2 separate regions of the Homo sapiens genome follow, and region 2 is linked to region 1. A link is an interaction called in ENCODE POLR2A ChIA-PET data of the cell type or tissue named here. Cell type or tissue: K562. All regions are shown on one strand. Links, peaks and the distances in the headings refer to the core of each region. The heading gives the core; the rest is flanking DNA.

Region 1 (8,332 bases), core at 1-8,000:
TCACCTGGGCGGAAGTGCAGTGGCGTGATCTCAGCTCACTGCAACCTCTGCCTCCCAGGTTCAAGCGATTCTCCTGCCTCAGCCTCCCAAGTAGCTGGGATTACAGGCGCCCACCACCACGCCCGGCTAATTTTTTGTATTTTTAGTAGAGATGGGGTTTCCCCATGTTGGCCAGGCTGGTCTCGAACTCCTGATCTCGTGATTCACCTGCCTCGGCCTCCCAAAGTGCTGGGATTACAGGTGTGAGCCACCGTGCCCGGCCCTTGGTATTTTTTTAGTAGAGACTGGGTTTCACCATGTTGGCCCGGCTGGTTTCGAACTCCTGATTTCAGGTGATCCGACCGCCTTGGCCTCCCAAAATGCTGGGATTACAGGCATAAGCCACTGTGCCCAGCCTAATTTTTGCATCTTTTAGTAGAGACGGGGTTTTGCTATTTGGCCAGGCTGGTCTTGAACTCCTGACCTCAAGTGATCCGCCCGCCTCAGTTTCCCAAAGTGCTGGGATTACAGGCGTGAGCCACGGTGCCCGGCCTACCTCCTCTTTAGAAAGCACTGTAACCCCTACAATAGTGGTGATGGGCAATGGGGGTTGACAATAGTGTGGTAAGCGAGCTAACATTTCTTATCATTCACTATGAACCAGGGAACTGGACTAGGCATTGTCACATGTCACTTAATTCTTGCAGCTATCCCATAAGGTGGGTATTATTAATCCTATTTTTTAGATGAAGAAACAGCCTGAGGTAATGCGAGCATGTTGAATCTCTATCCCACAGAATGGGTTATAAACTTCTTCCTATGCCAGTCCCCAATAAGCTGCTCTGCTGATGACACAGGCATCAGGTTAAAATGTCATTTGGGAGCTGTCTTATGCAATTCCCCTCCATTTAGCTTTCCCATTGAGCTGGGTTTCCTTATGCTTGTCTATGGAGAAAGTTATACAGTCATATACCGCAAAATGATAGTTCGGTCAATGACAGACCACATACACAATGGTGGTCCCATAAGATTACAATGGAGCTGAAAAATCCCTATGGTCTAGTGACATCATAGTCATTATAATGTCCTAGCACAACCCATTACTCATGTGTTTGTGGTGATGCTGATATAAACACACTTACTGTGCTGTCAGTTGTATAAAAACATAGCACATGCTAGGCCGGGCATGGTGGCTCACGCCTGTAATCCTAGCACTGTGGGAGGCTGAGGAGGGTGGATCACCTGGAGTCAGGAGTTCGAGGCCAGCCTGACCAATATAGTAAAACCCCTTCTCTACTAAAAAAACAGAAACTAGTCAGGCGTGGTGGCGGGTGCCTGTAGTCCCAGTTACTCAGGAGGATGAGACAGGAGAAGAATCACTTGAACCCTGGAGACGGAGGTTGCAGTGAGCTGATATCACACCACTGCACTCCAGTCTGGGTAACAGAGTGAGACTCCATCTCAAAAAATAAATAAAATAAAGCACAGCACATGTAATTATATATAGTATATAATACTTGATAAGTGACTGTTACTGTTATGTATTTACTATACTTTTTATTATTTTAGAGTACTCGTTCTACTTATTAAAAAAAAAAAGTTAACTGTAAAACAGGCTCAGGCGGTTCCTTCAGGAGGAATCCAGAAGAAGGCATTGTTATCATAAGAGATGACAGCTCCGTATATGTTATTGCCCCTGAAGACCTTCTACTGGGACAAGATGTGGAGGTGGAAGACAGTGATATTGCTGATCCTGACCCTGTGTAGGCCTAGGCTACTGTGTGTGTTTGTGTTTTATTTTTTAACAAAAAACTTAAAAATTAGAAAAAAAATAAACTTTTTAATAGAAAAAGTTTATAGAATAAGGATAAAAAGAGGCCAGGCGCGGTGGCTCATGCCTGTAATCCTAGCACTTTGGGAGGCCGAGGTGGCAAATTGGCTGAACTCAGGAGTTTGAGACCAGCCAGGGCAACATGGTGAAACCCCAACTCTACTAAAATACAAAAAAATTACCTGGGCATGGTGGCGCATGCCTATAGTCCCAGCTACTCGGGAAGCTGAGACAGGAGAATCACTTGGATCCGAGAGGCAGAAGTTGCAGTGAGCCGAGATCACACCACTGGACTCCAGCCTGGGCAACAGAGCAGGACTCTGTTCCCCTCCAAAAAAATAAAAGAATAAGGATAAAAAGAAAAATATTGTATAAATCTGTACAATATGTTTCTGTTTTAATTGTTATTACAAAAGAGTTGGCCAGGTGTGGTGGCTCATGCCTGTAATCCCAGCACTTTGGGAGGCTGAGGTGGGCGGATCACCTGAGGTCGCGAGTTCAAGACCAGCCTGACCAACATGGTGAAACCCTTTCTCTACTAAAAATATAAAATTAGCCGGGCATGGTGGTGCATGCCTGTAATCCCAGCTACTCGGGAGGCTGAGGCAGGAGAATCACTTGAACCTGGGAGGCAGAGGTTGCAGTGAGCTGAGATCGCACCATTGCACTCCAGCCTGGTGACAGAGTGAGACTCCGTTTCCAAAAAAAAAAAAGAGTCAAAAAGTTTCTTTTTAATTTAACGTTTATAAAAAAGTTACAGTAAGCTAAGGTCAATTATTAAAGAAAGAAAAATTTATTTTTACAAATTTAGTGTAGGCTAAGTATACAGTGTTGATAAAGTCTACAGTAGTGTACAGTAATGTCCTAAGCCTTCACATTCACTCATTACTCACTCACTGACTCACCCAAAGCAACCTCCACTCCTCCAAGCTCCATTCATGGCAAGTGCCCTATAGATGTTGTGCCATTTTAAAATATTTTACACTATATTTCTACTATATCTTCTCTATGTTTAGGTATGTTTAGATACACAAATACTTACCATTGTGTTACGATTGCCTACAGTATTCAGTACAGTAATATGCTGCACAGGTTTGTAGCCTAGGAGCAATAGGCTACACCACATAGTCTAGGTGTGTAGTAAACTCCACCGTGTAGGTTTATGTGAGTGCGCTCCATGATGTTTCCACAGCAATGAAATCGCCTAACAATGCATTTCTTAGAACACATCCCCATCGTTTTTTTTTTTTTTTTTTTTTGAGTTGGAGTCTTGCTCTGTCACCCAGGCTAGAGTGCAGTGGTGTGATCTCAGCTCACTGCAGACTCCGCCTCCCAGACTCAATCGATTCTCCTGCCTCAGCCTCCCAAGTAGCTGGGATTACAGGTACCCGCCACCGCGCTCAGCTAATTTTTGTATTTTTTAGTAGAGGCAGGGTTTCACCATCTTGGCCAGGCTGGTCTCCAACTCCCGACCTCATGATCCATCTACTTTGGCCTCCCAAAATGCTGGGATTACAGGCATGAACCACCGCACCAGGCCAATATCCCCATTGTTAAGTGAGGCATGGCTGTACTTCGGGATAAAGGACTCTCTATTTCTTACCTGCAAAGCTAATTAATACTAACTAAATAATAAGAGAAAAATAGGCTGGGTGTGGTGGCTCATGCCTGTAATCCCAGCACTTTGGGAGGCTGAGGCGGGTAGATCGCTCTAGGCCAAGGAGTTCTAGACCAGCCTGGCCAACATGGTGAAACCCCATCTCTACTAAAAATACAAAAATTAGCTGGGCATGGTGGTGCACACCTGTGATCCTAGCTACTCAGGAGGCTGAGGTAGAGAATCACTTGAACCTGGGAGGTGGAGGTTGCAGTGAGCCGAGATTGTGCCACTGCACTCCAGCCTGGGTGACAGAGCCAGACTCTGTCTCAAAAAAAAAATTAAAATCATAACAGAAGAAAAATAGAGCTAAAAAATGTCTAAAGAGGGCCAAGATTTTCCAGTTGGGGTATTGTAAATACCAGGGCATATGGTTGCTTTGTGTACCAGAAGGATATCAATATCCACCTGAAGAACTCTACCAGTTACACAGTGATGTATCTGTGGCTCTAAAAGATCTGTGGATTCCCAGGCAGTCACATGCAATCAGTGACAAAGATGGGCCTGCTCACACCAGGCTGAGTGTGAGCTAAAAAAAAAAAAAAAATGTAGGAGATTGGCTTCATTTCAAAATGTAAGGCGTGCTCATTAGGATAGGGAGACAGTGTGGTAGACAGAACGCTCTCCCCAAAGACACCTGGGCCCTAATCCTTGCAACCTGTGACTGTTATGTTACATAGCAAAAAGGACTCTGCAGATGTAATTAAGGTTACAAACCTTAAAATAGGGAGATTATCGTGGATTATCTGAGTGTGCCCAATCTAATCACATGAGCCCTTCAAAGCAGAGAACTTTCTCTGGCTGGAGGCAGGAGAGATGAGGTAGAAGGGAGAGGTCAAAGAGATCTGAAGCATGAGAAGGACTTGCCCTGCCATTGCTGGTCTGAAGATGAGGGAAGCCATGAGCTAGAGAATGTGAGTGGCCTCTAAAAGGTGGGCTGACTCCCAGCTGATAGCCAGCAAGGAAAGGGGACCTCAGATCTACACCCACATGGAAGTCGAATTCTGCCAACACTTGAATGAGTCTGAAGGTGGATCCTCCCCCAGAGCCTCCAGATAAGAGCCCAGATTATCAGCTGACATGGGGATTTGTCTTTATGAGACCTGGAGCAGAGAAACCAGCTGAGGCTACTCAGACTGTTTTTTTGTCTTGTTTTGTTTTGTTTTGTTTTGTTTTGTTTTAAAGACAGGGTCTCACTGCCACCCAGACTGGAGTAAAGCACGATCATAGCTCACTGCAGCCTCTATCTCCCAGGCTCAAGTGATCCTCCCACCTCCCTCTCCCCAAGTAGCTGGGACTACAGGCTCATACCACCATACTGGCTAATTTTTACAATTTTTGTAAAGACAGGGGTCTCCCTACATTGCCCAGCATGGCCTCAAACTCAGACTTTAAATCTACAAAATGTGAGATAAAGTTGTTTCATTTTAAGCAGCTAAATTTGTGATGAATTAATACAGCAGCAATAGAAAATTAATACAGACAGTAAGCCAAATCCCATTAGAAGTAGGATGTAATTACAATTTTTTTTCACTTAAAAGATGAAATAAAGGGCCAGGTGCAGTGGCTCAAGCCTGTAATGCCAGCGCTTTGGGAGGCCAAGGCAGGCAGATTGCTTGAGCCTGCGAGTTCAAAACCAAACTGTACAACATAGTGAGACCATCCCCATCATCTATACTTTAAAAAATACAAAAAATTAGCCAGGAGTAGTGGTTGTAGTTCCAGCTACTTGGCAGGCAGAAGTGGGAGGAGTGTTTGAGCCTGGGAAGTTGAGGCTGCAGTGAGCTGTGATGATGCCACTACACTTTAGCCTGGGTGACACAGCAAGAACTTGTCTCAAAAAATAAATAAATAAATAAATAAATAAATAACATTAAAGATAATTTTTAATGTATTGCAAACCACCCATAATCCCACCATCCTAAAACAAAATTATTTTGGTTTTTGCATATCACCTGTTTCCATGCAGCATGAGTAAATACTTATTTTAAAAACCAAGGTTTTGGCTGGGCACGATGGCTCACGCCTGTAATCCCAGCACTTTGGGAGGCCGAGGTGGGTGGATCACGAGGTCAGGAGATGGAGACCATCCTGGCTAACATGGTGAAACTCTGTCTCTACTAAAAAAAAAAAAAAACAAAACAACAAAAAAAATTAGCCAGGCGTGGTGGTGGGCACCTGTAGTCCCAGCTACTCGGGAGGCTGAGGCAGGAGGATGGTGTGAACCCGGGAGGCGGAGCTTGCAGTGAGCTGAGATCCCGCCACTGCACTCCAGCCTGGGGCGACAGAGCGAGACTCTGTCTCAAAAAAAAAAAAAAAAAAAAAATCAAGGTTTTGGCCAGGTATGGTGGCTCACGCTTGTAATCCCAGCACTTTGGGAGGCCAAGGTGGGTGGATCACCTGAGGTCAGGGGTTCGAGACCAGCTTGGCCAACACGGTGAAACCCCGTCTCTACTAAAAATACAAAAATTAGCTGGGTGTGGTGGTGCACACCTGTAGTCCCAGCTCCTCAGGAGGCTGGGGCAGGAGAATTACTTGAACCTGGGAGGCAGAGGTTGCAGTGTGCTGAGATTGCACCACTGTACTCCAGCCTGGGTGACAAAGCTAGACTCCGTCTCAAAAAAAAAAAAAAGTTTTTCTTATCTTTCTTTTTTTTTTAATTATACTTTAAGTTCTAGGGTACTTGTGCACAACGTACAGGTTTGTTACATATGTATACATGTGCCATGTTGGTGTGCTGCACCCATTAAGTCATCATTTACATTAGGTATATCTCCTAATGCTATCCCTCCCCCCTCCCCCTACCCCACAACAAGCCCTGGTGTGTGATGTTCCCCTTCCTGTGTCCAAGTGTTCTCATTGTTCAATTGCCACCTATGAGTGAGAACATGCGGTGTTTGGTTTTTTGTTCTTGCGATAGTTTGCTTTTTTTTCTTTCTTTTCTTTTTCTTTTTTTTTTTGAGACAGGGTCTCACCCTTTTGCTCAGGCTGGAGTGCAGTAGCAGGATCTTAGCTCACTGTAACCTCCACCTCCCAGGCTCAAGTGATCCTGCCACCTCAGCTTCCTGAGTAGTTGGGCCTACAGGCACGAACCACCACACTCGGCTAATTTTTTATTTTTATTATTTATTTATTTTTATTTTTTTATTTTTTGGTAGAGACAGGGTTTTGCCATGTTGCCCAGGATGGTCTCAAACTCCTGAGCTCAAGTGATCCTCCTGTCTCAGCCTTCCAAAGTGTTGGAATTACAGGCATGAGCCACTGCGCCCGGCCAAAATCAAGTTTTAATGTGCTTATTGCATGGGAAAAAGAAGTGAAGAGAGTTATTCTCCAAAAGGGTCACATTTGTTCTAAATCTTTGTGTGGTGGAATTGAAAACAATGTTTTTCCATTTGTTCTCTTTCTTTTTTGTTTTTTCGAGGCAGAGTGTCACTCTGTCGCCCAGGCTGAAGTGCAGTGGCACGATCTCAGCTCACTGTAACCACCGCTTCCTGGGTTCAAGCGATTCTTGTGCATCCGCCACCAGAGTAGCTGGGAGTACAAGCGCAGGCCATGATGCCCGGCTAATTTTTGTATTTTTAGTAGACAGGGTTTTGCCACGTTGGCTAGGCTGGTTTGGAACTCCTGTTTTCAAATGATCGCCTGCCTTGTTCTCCCAAAGTGCTGGGATTACAGGAATGAGCCACTGCACCCAGCCTTCCATTTGATCTCATTTCTAATTTTTCTAAAATAAACATGGATTATTTATGCAATAACAAAAAGAATGCAAAAATGCACTCAAAAATGCGCCTCTTTGGAGAGGCTCCTAGGACAGGGAGGATTGAGGGCCAAGGCACTTGCCATCTGTTTATCTGGGAGCAGCACAGGCTTCTCTCTCATTTCCTAGGTCATCTCAGTTCTTAGGAGAGACTGGCCTGCTGTTTAGAGATAGGAGAGACTGGCCTGCTGTTTAGAGGGAGGCCCTGAGGCCCTGATAGTGAAGAAGCAGAAGTAGACAGAAGTGAAGCAGTATCCATTTTGTCTGAGACAGCTGGAGAGGGCCATCAGGCAGGACAGAGGGGAGTGAAGAGGGAGGAAGGGTACAAACAGCAGAACCTGACTGGTGGATGAGAGGATGGGAGTAGAGGGGTGAAGGTGGGCAGTCCTGGCAGCTTTGTGGACGTGTCTGCTCCGAGACAGCAAAAGGATAGTGGGTGCCCAAGGAGACAAGTGCCAGCAGGGACTGAGCATGTCCCATGGCAGGATGGCAGTGCAAGGCTGGGGTGTCCTTTAGGGTGGCTGGATGGGAACGAAGGGCTTCCCCTCTCCTCTCCTCAACTTCAGTTCAGAGGAACTCCACAGGCATCAGATGTGACTGCCTTAGAAACCAAGGCAGTGGCCACAGCACCAAGGAAATGGGACGTTAGAGTCAGCAAGGTCATTAAAAGAGAATAAAATGGTCTTACCTATATTTAAAATAGGTAACAGGCTGGGTGCGGTGGCTCATGCCTGTAATCCTAACACTGGGAGGCCAAGGAGGGAGGATTGCTTGAGGTCAAGAGTTCAAGATCAACCTAGACTAACATAGTGAGACCCCGTCTCTATTTTATATATATATTTTATATATACATATATTTGGGTTTTTTTTGTTTTCTTACTTTGTTTTTATTTTTTGTTGTTTTCTTTTCTCTTTTGCTCTTTTTTATTTCCATCTTATATTTTTAAAAAATAAAATATAATAGATTTTGTATATATAAACTTTAAACTTTGGAGATGAAAAAATAATAGATCAAAACTACCACAAAAAAGAACAGTTTGTGGTCAGTGGCTCACTTGCTGCCCTAAGTCCAAACTGAGGGGAGCAAGTGCTTTTGCTACTCCGTGTC
Region 2 (8,332 bases), core at 319-8,318, 81 kb before region 1:
CTCTCCAGACTTACAGAATCAGAGGCTCTGGGAATGGGGCCCAGCAATCGGTTTTAACAACTCCTCTGTGTGGTACTAGTTTGAGAATCACCGGTCTATAGGAAAAACGTATTTATCAAGGGAGAAAGTTGTGGGGAGATGCTTTATTGTCTACCTTGAGTGTGCTTAATATTAAATATGTGTGTAAGTAGCCATTTTTGTCCTGTCTTTGCAACCTGCTTTTTGCATGTGAAAAACAGAAATGACCTCATTTTGCCCCCTCCATCAAAAGCGGGTTGACGATGTTATAGTTGAACATTCTCTCTCTACCTGTCTTTGATCTCACGATGGAGCCAAGATTCTGCTCAGAGAAAGGTGCTCCTGCCAGTACCAGGCCTCTGAGCCCTGGAGGTCACCAGGCAAGGTGCTTCCCATACAATTCAGAAGCAGGCTGGCAAGCTGAGGTAAGGGATTTGACGGCTTGGCCACCACCTGACAGGGAGGAAATCAGCTCGCGCACTCGAGTCCTGCCTGGTCCTGCTGGGGAGCTCCCCAACTCGGGAAACACCTGGTCCACATATGGTCAGAGAGCTGAGGGCCAGGGCCTCACAAAGCAAGGACAAACATCCTCAATAACCTTCCATGGGCTGTTATCAGAATTAATGGCAAGGCAGGGGCACCCACAGGGCTCTGAGCCCTTTCAGAGAAAGCCATAGTATGAAGACTTTTCACAGAAATGCGTGTTTGTTACGTGTGGGTGACTTTTTCCTATTTATCTCTCTGCTGGACACAAATTCAACTGGGAGTTCTTGAGGAAAGGGCCATCGCCTCACTTAATATTATATTGCTAAGATTCAACCATATTGTTATCTGTAGCTGTAGTTCATTTGTTTTTTGTTTGTTTATTTTTTTCAGAGCCCACTGAAAGAATAGTTCATTTGTTTTAACTGCTGAATCACATTCCATTGTAGGAATAAAACACAACTTACTCATCTTCTCTCCTCTTGATGGGCATTTGGATTGTTTTGGGGTTTTTGTTACTGTAAACAGGAGACAAGATGTTCCTGTCTGGAAAAAGATCAGTAAGGAGCAACTTAACCTATTGATAACAAAACCCATTATGAAATATAATAATTAAAGCAATGCAGTACTGGCCTGGGGAGAGACAAACTGACCAATGGAATAGAATGGAATGGTGTGGAACTTTGGCATATGCCAGAGGTGGCATATAAAACCAGTGGGAGGGCCAGGTATTGTGGCTCATGCCTGTAATCCCAGCACTTTGGGAGGCTGAGGCAGGAGAATCACTTGAACCTGGGAGGCAGAGGTTGCAGTGAGACAAGATTGTGCCATTGCACTCCAGCCTGGGCAACAAGGGTGGAACTCCATCTCCAAAAAAAAAAAAAAAAGAAAAGAAAAGAAAAGAAAGAACATATAGGTGAATCTTTCAGACTTTGAAGTTGGAAAAGACTTCTTAAATAATACCTAAACAGTATTTAACTGAAAAGGAAAGACTGATAAATTTGACTATATTAAATGTAAGAACATTTTTCACACATAGATTTTTCTGCAAAAAAATTTCCAAGAATAAAGATTATTCTGCTACTCTTAACCACTCCCCAGTAATAAACTTTTTATAATTTGAGATTAGATTTGAATATAAATACAATTGCAGGCTGGGCGTGGTGGCACATGTCTGTAATCCCAGCACTTTGGGAGGCCAAGTCAGGAGAGTCACTTGAACCTGGGAGGCAGAGGCTGCAGTGAGGCAAGACTGTGCCACTGTACTCCAGCCCGGGCAACAGAGCAAGACACCATCTCAAAAAATAATAATAATAAATAAATACAATTGCAGTTGACTCCATAGTCTTTTTTTTTTTTTTTTTGAGACAGAGTCTCATTCTGTTGCCCGTGCTGGAGTGCAATGGCATGATCTTGGCTCACTGCAACCTCAATCTCCTGATCTCCCAGGCTCAGGTGATCCTCCCACCTTAGCCTCCCGAGTAGCTGGGACTACAGGTATGCACCATCACACTCAGCTAATTTTTTTTTTTTGAGACGGAGTCTCGCCCTGTCTCTCAGGCTGGAGTGCAATGGCATGATATCAGCTCACTGCAACCTCTGCCTCCTGGATTCAAGAGATTCTCCTGCCTCAGCCTCCCAAGTAGTTGGGATTACAGGCCAAGCCACCATGCCTGGCCAATTTTTTGTATCTTTAGTAGAGATGGGGTTTTATCATGTTGGCCAGGCTGGTCTCAAACTCCTGACCTCGTGATCTGCCCGCCTCAGCCTCCCAAAGTGCTGGGATTACAGGCGTGAGCCACTGTGCCCGGCCTCGGCGAATTTTTGTATCTTTTGCAGAGATGGGTTTTCACCATGTTGTCTGGGTTTCATAGTCTTAAAGGGAATCATTCTTTCCCCCAAACTGCAGTAACATTATTGGTGCCAAATCACCCTCTTCCCTTGACCTGGTTCATCTTAACCAAGTGTTCCCTTCTTGCTTCCTGCTTCCTCTTTCACCCCACTTAGAATAGAAACATCAGAGCCTTTACTAGCTGGAAACCATAATGGGAGAGAAAGGTCAAAATATGCTGAATTAAAACATAAGTGGGATATTATCCTCACCCAAAGATAAAAATTTGAAGTTACCAACAATAAAGAAGCTAATGGAAATTAATTAATATTCCTTCCTCAAATATTTATTTGAGCATTAACTCTCTCTTAGACACTGTGCTAGAAGCTAGAAATAGAAATATGAGATGCAGCCAGGCACGGTGGCTCAGCCACCGTGATTACTCCCAGCACTCTGGGAGGCTGAAGTGGGTGGATCATTGAGGTCAGGAGTTCGAGACCAGCCTGGCCAACATGGTGAAACCCCCGTCTCTACTAAAAATACAAAAATTATCCAGGCATGGTGGCGCGTGCCTGTAATCCTAGCTACTGGGGAGGCTGAGGCAGGAGAATCACTTGAATCTAGGAGGCAGAGGGTGCAGTGAACTGACATTGTGCCATTGCACTCCAGCCTGGGAGACAAGAGCGAAACTGTCTCAGAAAAAGAAAAGAAAAGAAAAAAAAAGGAAACATAAGATCCAGTCTCTGTTCTAAAGGAAGACAAGGAGATGCTAGGGCCAGTGTGCTTGGCACTATGTTAGAGTTCTGTAAGCTCCCAGCAGAGCACACAGGAAGGAATGGGCGGTGATAGCAGGGAGAGTGGGGAAGGTTGGGGAAAGGCAGGGATAGGAGAAGCTTGAAAGGTCCAATTTGAGCAAGGACATGAAGGTGTGAATAAGCAGCTGAACACAGAGAAGCACAGGTAGTCAGCATGGCTGAAGCACAGGGTCCCAGTGGGGAGACTGCTTGAGAACCAAGGCACAGCATGAGGCAGAGGCCAGTTTGGGTGTTTGAACTTTCTTCAGAAGCTAGAGGTGCCACTGAAGAGTTTCAAACACAGGAGTGGCATTATTATTATTATTGAGACAGTTTCGCTCTTGTTGCCCAGGCAGGGGTGCAGTGGTGCAATCTCGGCTCACTGCAACCTCCACCTCCCAGGTTCAAACAATCCTCCTGCCTCAGCCTCCCAAGTAGCTGGGATTACTGGCATGTGCCATCATGCCCAGCTAATTTTGTACTTTTAGTAGAGACAGGCTTTCACCATGTTGGCCAGGCTGGTCTCGAACTCCTGACCTCAGGTAATCCATCCACCTCAGCTTCCCAAAGTGTTGGGATTACAGGCGTGAGCCACCGTGCCCAACCAGGAGTGACATAATTATATTTGGTTTCAGGGAGATCACTATGGCTGCAGTGTGCAGTGCGGGCGGAAGGGTTTGAGGATGGTGGTAGGAAGTTCACCCAGACCGGAGCCCATGGTGGCTGAAACACAGAGTTAGCATTGGGAGAGGAAGGGCACTGAGAGAGAAGTGAAGCAATTGGATGTTGACTAGATTTGGGAGATGACAAAGCATGGGATCTAGGATGACTCTGTTTTAGATGCCCAGGTGGATAGATGGTGGTACCACTCACTGAATTACAGAATACAAAAGCTAAAGCAAGTTTACGGGGAAGATAATTAATCTTGAGATACATATGGGACATCCAGATGGCAGAGCCAGAGAGCTAAGAGGCCCACCATGGCATGCTGCAGAGCCAGGGCAAGGAAAGGGGCAGGGCAAGCCCAGAGAAACCTCTGCAGAACCTGGCTGGGAGGGGCGGATTGACAGTGGAAGAGACAAAGGGCACACGGTGGAAGAGGGTGTTTTTTTGGGGGGTTAGGACAGGGTCTTGCTCTGTCATCAGAGTTGGAATACAGTGGTGTGATCATAACTCACTGTAGCCTCAAACTCTGGGGCTCAAGGAATCCTCCCACCTTAGCCTCCCAAGTAGCTGGGACCACAGATGCATGCCACGATGCCTGGCTAATTTTGTAATTTTTTGTAGACATGCGGACTTGCTCTATGCCCAGGCTGATTTAGAACTCCTGGCCTCAAGTGATCTTCCAGCCTCAGCCTCCCAAAGTGGTAGGATTATAGGCACGAGCTACCATGCCCAGCCAAGGCTGGTTTTTAAGTTTAAGACATGTGAAACATAAATATGTATCCAGATTGTGAAAAAGAAGCCAGTAGAACTGGAATATTTGATGGAGAAATCCCATCTTTATGTCTTACATCTTGTGGATATTGAACTTTCAAAGAAAAGGTAATGATATCTGTAAGAAGCCACTCTTACTCTAAAATAAATCCTAGACAGTGTCAGAATTATAGCATAGTCCCTCTTGCCTCATCGACAGCAAACAATAATTTTGATGCACAAACAAGATATATATCCAAAATTGCAAGAATCACGCAAAGGAACGTAACTCAGAATGGCAGGCGCAGGCCTAATATCTTCATCTGCATCTGTGTTCCACCAATATCCTAACAGCATCCAGCCCTTCTCATTGGACTTTTCTATTTCGGTGGGATCTGTGATACAATCACATAGGCATTTTCCAGATTTATGCAGATAATACAGAATATCATTATAAATTCATGACATAGACATTGACGGGCTGTACATGGAACCCAGCTATAGAAAGGGAAAGGCAAAGAAAAAGAACCTGGCTAGGAGTACATTGAAGATGAAGACACACTGGAAATATTCCCACCCAAGCCTTCCGACTCGGCACTCAGTAGTGAGTGATCATGAAGGTTTCTGGCAGGAAGAGGACACTCAAGGAGATTGATCAAATGTCTCTTTTTTCCTCCTCCCTGATCTTCTACCTTCTGGACTGTGCTTTGTCTTTTTTTTTTTTTGAGACGGCTGTCGCCCAGGCTGGAGTGCAATGGCGCGATCTCGGCTCATTGCAAACTCCGCCTTCTGGGTTCACGCCATTCTCCTGCCTCAGCCTCCTGGGTAGCTGGGACTACAGGTGCCTGCCACCACGCCCGGCTAATTTTTTTGTATTTTTAGTAGAGATGGGGTTTCACCGTGTTAGCCAGGATGGTCTCGATCTCCTGACCTCGTGATCCACCCACCTCGGCCTCCCAAAGTGCTGGGATTATAGGCGTGAGCCACCGCGCCCAGCCTGTGCTTTGTCTTTGAGGACACCAGATTCCCATGAGTAAAGAGGGAGCCATTTAGTCAATTCTGCTTCCTCAGGGTCTCCTCCATTTTCCTTCGTTCGGTGCCCTTGTCTGCAGGCCTTCATCCCCTCTGGACCTTGGCAGAAGCCTGACTGGTCTTTATGCTGTGGAATCACTCAGACCCGAGTTGAAATCTTGGTTCTGATACCTTATGGCTGTGTGACCTAGGTTAAGTCACTTCACCTTTCTGAGTCTGTTTCCACACTTGTAAAACAGAGATGGCTACTCAATAAATGGTGACTAGTATTGTTGTTATTTATGCCTTCAATCTCTATCCAGGGTTCTTTTTCTTTTCTTTTTTATTTTTTTGAGACGGAGTTTCAATCTTCTCACCTAGGCTGGAGTGCAATGGTGTGATCTTGGCTCCCTGCAACCTCCACCTCCCAGGTTCAAGTGATTCTCCTGCCTCGGCCTCCCGAGTAGCTGGGATTAAAGACATGCCCAGCTAATTTTTGTATTTTTGTAGAGATGGGGTTTCACCATGTTGGTCAGGCTGGTCTTGAACTCCTGACCTCAAGTAATCTGCCCGCCTTTGCCTCCCAAAGTGCTAGGATTACAGACGTGAACCAAGTAATCTGCCTGCCTCTGCCTCCCCAAGTGCTAGGATTACAGACGTGAGCCACCACACCTGGCTCCTAGGGTTATTTTTCTAAAGCATGGATCTGACCATGTCTCCTTTCTGTTCAAAACCTGCTGTGGTCTCTCCTTCCTTATGGAGTGAGGTCCAGATGTCTCAGCCAGGTGTTAAAAGCCCAGTCTGCCTCTTCAGCCATTATCCTCCACGCTTTCACCCTTTCCCCTGCTATGTATGCTCTTGCAATAACTTCTTTCCATTCCTTGAATGAACCGCGTGCTCCTCCTCAGTGCCTTTCTATTAAGTGCATCTGTGTGTTTGTCATCAATGCTTTTATTTTTTAACCTGATCAGCCTATCCAATGCATACCCATTCAAAACCCCAATTCTTTGTCTCTCTGTCTCACCTAAGTGCCTTTGGGATGTAGCTTGTGTGTGTCTGTGGGTCTGTTACAGCATTTACTGGTCTGAGACATTTCAAGAATGATTTTTTATTTATTATGGTTTTAGAACATCTGGAGAGTAGGCCCTTACCTTTTTTATCCTGGTGTCTCTCTGTCAAGTTCCCTCCCTCTCATCCCTCTTTTCCTGCACTTAGGAGGTAAGAAATAAATGGTTGTTAAATTGAATTGAACAAGCCACTCATACTGCAGGTCTCTAAATCTTTAGAGTGAGCTGTGATGATACAGAGTTTCATCTTTACACAGCGAATTCCTTTGTGGTTATTGGCTCTGCACGTGAGCATAAAGAGGACACACAGGGTAGCTGTGTTCAGTAATTACCTTATCCTCCAAGTGGAAGAAGGTGGGGAGACTTAGCTCATCACGTCAGTCTTAACAACTAGAAAAAAAGATACAGTAAAGTGGATTTTGATGGTGTGTGGAGAAAAAAGAGTGTGGGTGTTTATGAATTAAAATGAAATGAGCTCTGGCCGGGCATGGTGGCTCATGCCTGTTATCCCAGCACTTTGGGAGGCGGAGGTGGGCGGATCACCTGAGGTCAGGAGTTCAAGACCAGCCTGGCCAACATGGTGAAACCCCGTCTCTACAAAAATACAAAAATTAGCTGGGTATGATGGCAGGTGCCTGTAATCCCAGCTAGTTGGGAGGCTGAGGCAGGAGAGTCGCTTGAACCTGGGAGGCAGAGGTTGCTGTGAGCTGAGATCTCACCATTGTACCCTAGACTGGTGACAGAGTGAGACTCCATCTCAAAAAAAAAAAAAAAAAAGAAAAGAAAAGAACTGAGCTCTATAATATCCTGAGGAATCGAAGGCAGTGCCTCTGTAATCTGCATCTCTGGTTTTTTGTGTAGAAACTCTTTAGTTAACTTATAGTTCCTTACTTCAATCTCAGACTTCTTTGAATACCAATCTTAGGGCATACTATTAGGTGTGACTTGAAAAGAAGTTCCATAGTCAATTAAGTTTGCAAAATACTGGATTAAACAAACAAAATAAAATTTCTCAGGGCTTTTACTATGTTAATAAATTTTGTGAATCTCTAAAAGAGGGCACATGGTATAGGAGTTGTTACAGAATGAATGTTTGTGTCTCTGCCAAACTCAGTTTTTTTTAAGAGATGGGGTCTCACTCTATTGTCCAGGCTGGAGTGCAGTGGCACCATCATAACTCACTGCAGCCTCAAACTCCTGGCCTCAAGCAATCCTCCTGCCTTAGCCTCCTGGGATTACAGGCTCAAGCCACCATGCTTGGTTCAAATTCACATATTGAAGCCCTAACCCCCAGTGCGACGGTACTAGGAGAGGCAGCCTTTGGGAGGTAATTAGGGTTAGAGAGGTTAGGATGTAGCGCTCATTATGGGATTAGTGCCCTTATCAGAAGAGGAACAGACTGCATCTTGCTCTCGCTCTCTCTCTCTCCCATCTGGACATGCCAGCAAAAAGGCATCTGTCTATAAGCCGTAAGAGGGCCCTCACCAAGAACTGAATCTGCCAGCACCTAGATCGTGGGACTTCCCAGCCTCTAGAACTATGAGAAATAAATATCTGTTGTGTAAGTTACCTGGTATGTTTTTCTTTCTTTCTTTCTTTTCTTTTCTGAGACAGTCTCGCTCTGTCGCCCAGGCTGGAGTGCAGTGACACGATCTCGGCTCACTGCAACCTCCACTTCCTGGGTTCCAGTGATTCTCCTGCCTCAGCCTCCC

What was found. ChIA-PET counts read pairs that join two places held together with the same protein. Peaks named below come from ENCODE experiments on the same cell type or tissue, not always from the same donor. Only the 100,000 strongest peaks of a DNase experiment are listed, where the experiment ranks them.
Region 2: POLR2A ChIA-PET joins it to region 1 with 5 read pairs; 5 of 35 experiments call an interaction of 5 or more read pairs at or near these places.

What each region holds. Positions count from the first base shown.
Region 1 is chr1:225,927,663-225,935,994 of GRCh38, reverse strand. No RefSeq gene overlaps it. Among named protein-coding and RNA genes, the nearest start is that of PYCR2, 7.6 kb to the right of the region's middle. RefSeq lists a cis regulatory region at 7,105-7,757. In K562, for the core only: no CTCF peak of the experiment used is centred there; DNase peaks (open chromatin) are centred at 4,015, 4,474 and 7,364; H3K4me3 peaks cover 429 bases.
Region 2 is chr1:226,009,439-226,017,770 of GRCh38, reverse strand. No RefSeq gene overlaps it. Among named protein-coding and RNA genes, the nearest start is that of SDE2, 14 kb to the right of the region's middle. In K562, for the core only: no CTCF peak of the experiment used is centred there; a DNase peak (open chromatin) is centred at 7,980.